Linked DNA regions of Mus musculus: region 1 is linked to region 2. A link is a loop called in an ENCODE intact Hi-C map of the cell type or tissue named here. Cell type or tissue: heart. All regions are shown on one strand. Each heading gives the region's core, and the rest is flanking DNA. Links, peaks and the distances in the headings are about the cores only. Region 1 has its middle 65 kb from the start of B3galnt2. Region 2 has its middle 6.3 kb from the start of Mrpl32.

Region 1 (2,914 bases), core at 188-2,687, 720 kb after region 2:
CGGTCAGAACAGCATGGGTGGATATGATTAGTACTGTAGGAACATTTGAGTTATTTCAATCAGAAAATTTCACAGGCAGCCAATAAGCAGTCAAGAGCAGTTTATAACTCTAGAGGAAGCTGGGGGACCCACTTTGCACCATGAGTTTGTGAAATCTGGATTAAAAAATTACCTCTTCAGTGTTTCTCATGCAAACTTTTCTTCTAGCATGTAATATTGAGTAAACTAAAACTATTTTCTTCCGCTTTTCTCAATTAACATTTTTGGTAGTATACTTAAGAGTGATGTTATCTGAGTTAAGTAGTTTAAGTATGTTGAGTGGATCTTTAAGCACACCACAGTGAACACACTGGGGATATGTACTTTTCTGGAGAACCCAAAGGTGCTAGATCCCTGATGCAAAAGAGAAGCATTTCTCATGTTCATTCTAGTTTATATTTTCATTTAAAATCTTTAGGTTAAGTTTAAGCTTTTTAAAAGTTAGTTTTGAGAATTGAGAAACAATACTAATACTGTAGGAATTGGTGAGGCCTTGACTTAAAGCTTTCTTTGTACTGTGATTTCCTTTTGGGTGTATTTTGCTAAGTGAAACTTGTTAAATTTTTTGTTAACTAAATTTTTTTCTTAAAATAAAGACTTTTTCACAATGAAAAAAAAAACAAACAAACTACTTTTGAAATTCCAACTATTATTTGAAAAATTGCTTATCTTTGATAACTTGATAAATTTAGAGGTATAGTGATGTTTTTATATGAGTTTAAAAATTATTTCATGAATCATTGTAAGGAACTCATGGACCCAGGCAGCAATGATGCTCGCAGCTCCCTGGCTTCCTAGCCACCAGCAGGGCAGCACTTGCTGCCCACTGCCCCAGACCACGCTGCGGTCCCAGGTAACCATGGGAACCAACCTTAGCGTGTGTGTGTGTGTGTGTGTGTGTGTGTGTGTGTGTGTGTGTGTGTGTGTGTGTCTATGTATACAAATAAGCTGCTAGAACCTATTCCCCAAGTTCAAGGATTTCCTTTCCGCCTGTCACTAACCCCAATTCACGACAGTTTTGTGACAGTTGGCATAAGTCGGCAGCCGGAAACCAGCTGGAGTTTAGCAGCCACTTAGCACCATCTAGTGGCTGTAATTTAAATTGCAGGCCATTTACTGGGGAGTAGAATTCAGATATGCTAGCAGGTGTTTAGCAGCTGCTTAGCACCACCTAGCGGCCACGATTTAAATTACGGGCCATTTACCAGGTGTTAGAATTCAGCTATGCTCCTAATCTGAGACGCTCTGGTCTTGAAGTTGAAATGACCCCTCGAAGCCAACTCTGATCCGAAAGGTGAAGAGGAAGAGCGGGTAGAGGACAGAGTAGACAGAGAAGCCAGGGGGGAGTCTAACCCTTACTCAGGAGGCACTGGCCTTCCTTAAAGTCAAACATCTATGATGCTTCGAAGCAACTCTGATCCGAAAGGTGATGAAGAAGAGTGGGTTATAGACGCAGATAAGTACCAAGCCTAATGAGAGAGTGGCTGGCAAAAAGACTAGTGAGACAGGCTGATAAATTATTTAATTATTTTAAAACCCACCAAGAAGTAATATCACCTGGTACTTTAAAAAGAAAATATGGGGAGGCGGCCTCAGCCTCAGCAGCAGCGGTCACCATCCTGGTTACGGGACTCCGTGGAACTTAGGAAATTAGTCTGAACAGGTGAGAGGGTGCGCCAGAGAACCGGACAGCTTCTGGGACAGGCGGAAGCACAGAGCCACAGAGCCGCTGAGGCATCACCCTTGGCGGGCCACCTTCCGGACCAGAGGACAGGTGTCCGCCTGGCTTGGGAGGCGGCCTCAGCCTCAGGAGCAGCAGTCGCCATCTTGGTTCCGGACCTCCCTGGACCTTAGGAATTTAGTCTGCACAGGTGAGAGTCTGCACCACGGAAGCTGACAGCTTCTGGGAACTGCCAAAGCAACACAGCTTCTGAGAAAGGCCCTGTTTTGGGCCTTCTTCTTCGGCCAGGAGGAGGTCCAAAAACAAGATATCTGCGCACCTTCCCTGTAAGAGAGCTTGCCAGCAGAGAGTGCTCTGAGCACTGAAACTCAGAGGAGAGAATCTGTCTCCCAGGTCTGCTGATAGACGGTAACAGAATCACCAGAAGAACAATCTCTAAACAGAGTCAACTATAACTACTAACTCCAGAGATTACCAGATGGCGAAAGGTAAACGTAGGAATCTTACTAACAGGAACCAAGACCACTCACCATCATCAGAACCCAGCACTCCCACTTCGTCCAGTCCAGGACACCCCAACATACCCGAAAACCTAGACCTAGATTTAAAAGCATATCTCATGATGATGGTAGAGGACATCAAGAAGGACTTTAATAATAATCACTTAAAGAAATACAGGAGAACACTGCTAAAGAGTTACAAGTCCTTAAAGAAAAACAGAAAAACACAATCAAACAGGTAGAAGTCCTTACAGAAAAATAGGAAAAAACATACAAACAGGTGATGGAAATGAACAAAACCATACTAGACCTAAAAAGGGAAGTAGACACAATAAAGAAAACTCAAAGTGAGGCAACACTGGAGATAGAAACCCTAGGAAAGAAATCTGGAACCATAGATTTGAGCATCAGCAACAGAATACAAGAGATGGAAGAGAGAATCTCAGGTGCAGAAGAGTCCATAGAGAACATCGGCACAACAATCAAAGAAAATGGAAAATGCAAAAAGATCCTAACTCAAAATATCCAGGAAATCCAGGACACAATGAGAAGACCAAACCTACGGATAATAGGAGTGGATGAGAATGAAGATTTTCAACTCAAAGGACCAGCAAACATCTTCAACAAAATTATTGAAGAAAACTTCCCAAATCTAAAGAAAGAGATGCCTATGAACATACAAAAAGCCTACAGA
Region 2 (2,914 bases), core at 111-2,610:
TTTTCTAGCAGGTCTCCCCTGTGTCATCCTATATTTTCCATATCTTAAACTTGGTGATAACTTTTATGTCTGTGCCTACAAGTCTAATTTTCCTTTTGTCTCTAGGCTCAAAAATACAAATAATACAAGTTGTATAATAAAATATCACTTAAACCTTCAACACATCATAGACTCAACATTTCCAGTCTCTTTAGAGACTTTTGCTTCTCTGGTAGCCTAATATTTTGAGATTAGAACATTTAAAGTACTGCTAGTCACACCCACATCTTCCCTTGCTAGTCACACCCACCCCTGCCAGCTAAATCTGTACCCTACTTCACCACTGTGTAAACAGTCAATTTACTTCAGCAAAACTCTACTCATTACAATGCTTTTCTTAAGCACAGCATTGAGCAATACCTTGACTCTATCCTGTCTCCAAAGAGGCACTTAATTTAGACAGGAAGGGTGAGGTGAAGAGAGTGCACTGGAGTGGGCCAAGAAAGTACTTAAAAGAGACAGACTGTGGGTCTGGCTGTTACCTGTACAAGTGATGTACAGACCATGATGGTGACGGCCAAGGATATAGAGAGAATAAACAGATATTGCCACGTTTCAGAAACAGGACAAGCTAGGTTTGGTGATTGTTTTGTGGTGCCGAGTCCAGAAGGTGCGAATGTAAGGCAGTGGGAGTCAGCCCAGTGCTGCTGCCAGCAGGCTAGGGGGCTCCCTTTCCTCTAGGGGTCTACACTCAAGGAAAACTAGGTTCTCGGGTCAGGCCAGATGGCTCAGGGAGGGAATCCGAGTTCGGTCTCAGAGAAGCACATGGTGGAAGGAAAGAGCCATCTCTCAGACGTTCTTATTACTGACCTGGCAGAAACAAAAAATAGCCTAAAGACAGTTTAGCTGCCAGACTTTTAGGACAACAGACACCAAGAAATTGAAGTTTCTCCTAGTGATTTCTTGGGAGAAGAAACTCTGAAACTTAATGCCAGTCTTGTCTTCCAGAAAAGAAATTTCCTGCCATATCCAGGGATCCACCCCATAATCAGCATCCAAACGCTGACACCATTGCATACACTAGCAAGATTTTATCGAAAGGACCCTGATATAGCTGTCTCTTGTGAGACTATGCGGGGGCCTAGCAAACACAGAAGTGGATGCTCACAGTCAGCTAATGGATGGATCACAGGGCTCCCAATGGAGGAGCTAGAGAAAGTACCCAAGGAGCTAAAGGGATCTGCAACCCTATAGGTGGAACAACATTATGAACTAACCAGTACCCCAGAGCTCTTGACTCTAGCTGCATATGTATCAAAAGATGGCCTAGTCGGCCATCACTGGAAAGAGAGGCCCATTGGACTTGCAAACTTTATATGCCCCAGTACAGGGGAACACCAGGGCCACAAAGGGGGAGTGGGTGGATAGGGGAGTGGGGGTGGGTGGGTATGGGGGACTTTTGGTATAGCATTGGAAATGTAAAAGAGCTAAATACCTAATTTAAAAATGGGGGAAAAAGTATAAATGTATTAATTGGCTGAAGCACAGGATTTTCTTTTATGTATACAATTTCCATAACATTCTTGAATGATAAGTTACTGACTTCACAAAATGATAAAAAAAAAAAAAAGAAAGAAAGAAAAGAAATTTCCCACGATGCTAACAAGTTGTTAACAGACTGCCTTGCAGATTAAGTATGACCTCCAGATGGCAGGCCACAACTTGATTGAGACTGCTAAAAATCCATCCCTGACCCTCTATTTACCCTGCAGATGGACTGGAGAGTCTCCCTGAATCTCTTGGGCCTTCTTCCCAATATGAATAATCCCACATTGAATAAATCTCTATTCATTTTACTCTTAATTTGGCTGTTTTAGTTTATTTTTCAAGAATGGGTTGCTGAACCAAGCTTCTTGAGTCATAATAAACTGTAAGCCCAAGTTCAGAAACTCTCTGACACCCACACATGTGACTTAGAAAATACACATGTGTGATCTAAATAAATAAATTAGTAATAAGATGAAATGAAGGCAAGTTCTTGAGTGAAACACAGAAAAGAATTTTAGTATGATGCTAGCTGCAGCAAAAGTCTTAAGATCACTAAAAATCAGGGAAAATAAAGCCAAGCATGTCAGTCTACACCTTTAGTCTCAGCATTCAGGAGACAGAGGCAGAGGGATGTCTGCGAGCTGGAAGCCAGCCTGATGTATAAAGTAAGACTCAGGATAGCCAGGACTACATAGAGAGAAATGCTACCTCAAAACAAAATAAAGAATTAGGGAAAATACAAGTTTAAGCACAAATGGAAGAGAGATGTGCTTAGGTATCAAATTTAGATGATGGATACATGAAAGATAGATTCCTCCCTGCAAATTTAATGTTATATTGACACAGTAAAGACTGACACAATTTAAAAATTAAAGTTTAAAAATAGACTGAATTTCTTAAATGACCCCACCCATGCACATATACCAATACTGAACACTTCGTGTTTTAAGTGGGGAATGGAAATGCATGCCTTTAATCCCAGCACATGGGAAACAAGAATGCAGACTTATGTAAGTCTGAGGTCAGCCTACAGCAAGTTGCAGACCAGCCAGGGCTATGCAGTGACAACAGCAGAATCAACCTGAGAGCTGAGAACTTGATTCTTACTTGGTCCTGGAGGTTGTGTGCCTCACCAGTCAGACTGGCCTCACAACAGCTGTCTCTCACTAGGGGATAGGCGGGGAGGTAGTTGCTCAGTTCACAGAGTAGTTAATTTTCAACAGTCACTGCCATTTTCCATAATTCATTGATCTGCACAGGTCAAGAAGAGGTATAATGGAAAACACTACTCCTGAATCTTTCGAGTTTTTAATGGTGGTACTAACTTCTAGAATCCCTCCAGAAATGCAATATTGTTTCGGATTCACTATTTTCCATGATAAAGGCA

The links. Peaks named below come from ENCODE experiments on the same cell type or tissue, not always from the same donor. Only the 100,000 strongest peaks of a DNase experiment are listed, where the experiment ranks them.
Region 1: it touches region 2 in a loop (6-fold over the local background); 8 of 42 quality-filtered maps call a loop at or near these places.

Annotation. Positions count from the first base shown.
Region 1 is chr13:13,887,874-13,890,787 of GRCm38, reverse strand. It overlaps the pseudogene Gm7446. Among named protein-coding and RNA genes, the nearest start is that of B3galnt2, 65 kb to the left of the region's middle. In heart, for the core only: a CTCF peak has its summit at 1,174 (motif pointing left); a DNase peak (open chromatin) is centred at 1,117; H3K4me3 peaks cover 637 bases; H3K27ac peaks cover 357 bases.
Region 2 is chr13:14,605,241-14,608,154 of GRCm38, reverse strand. No RefSeq gene overlaps it. Among named protein-coding and RNA genes, the nearest start is that of Mrpl32, 6.3 kb to the left of the region's middle. In heart, for the core only: a CTCF peak has its summit at 1,664 (motif pointing right); no DNase peak of the experiment used is centred there.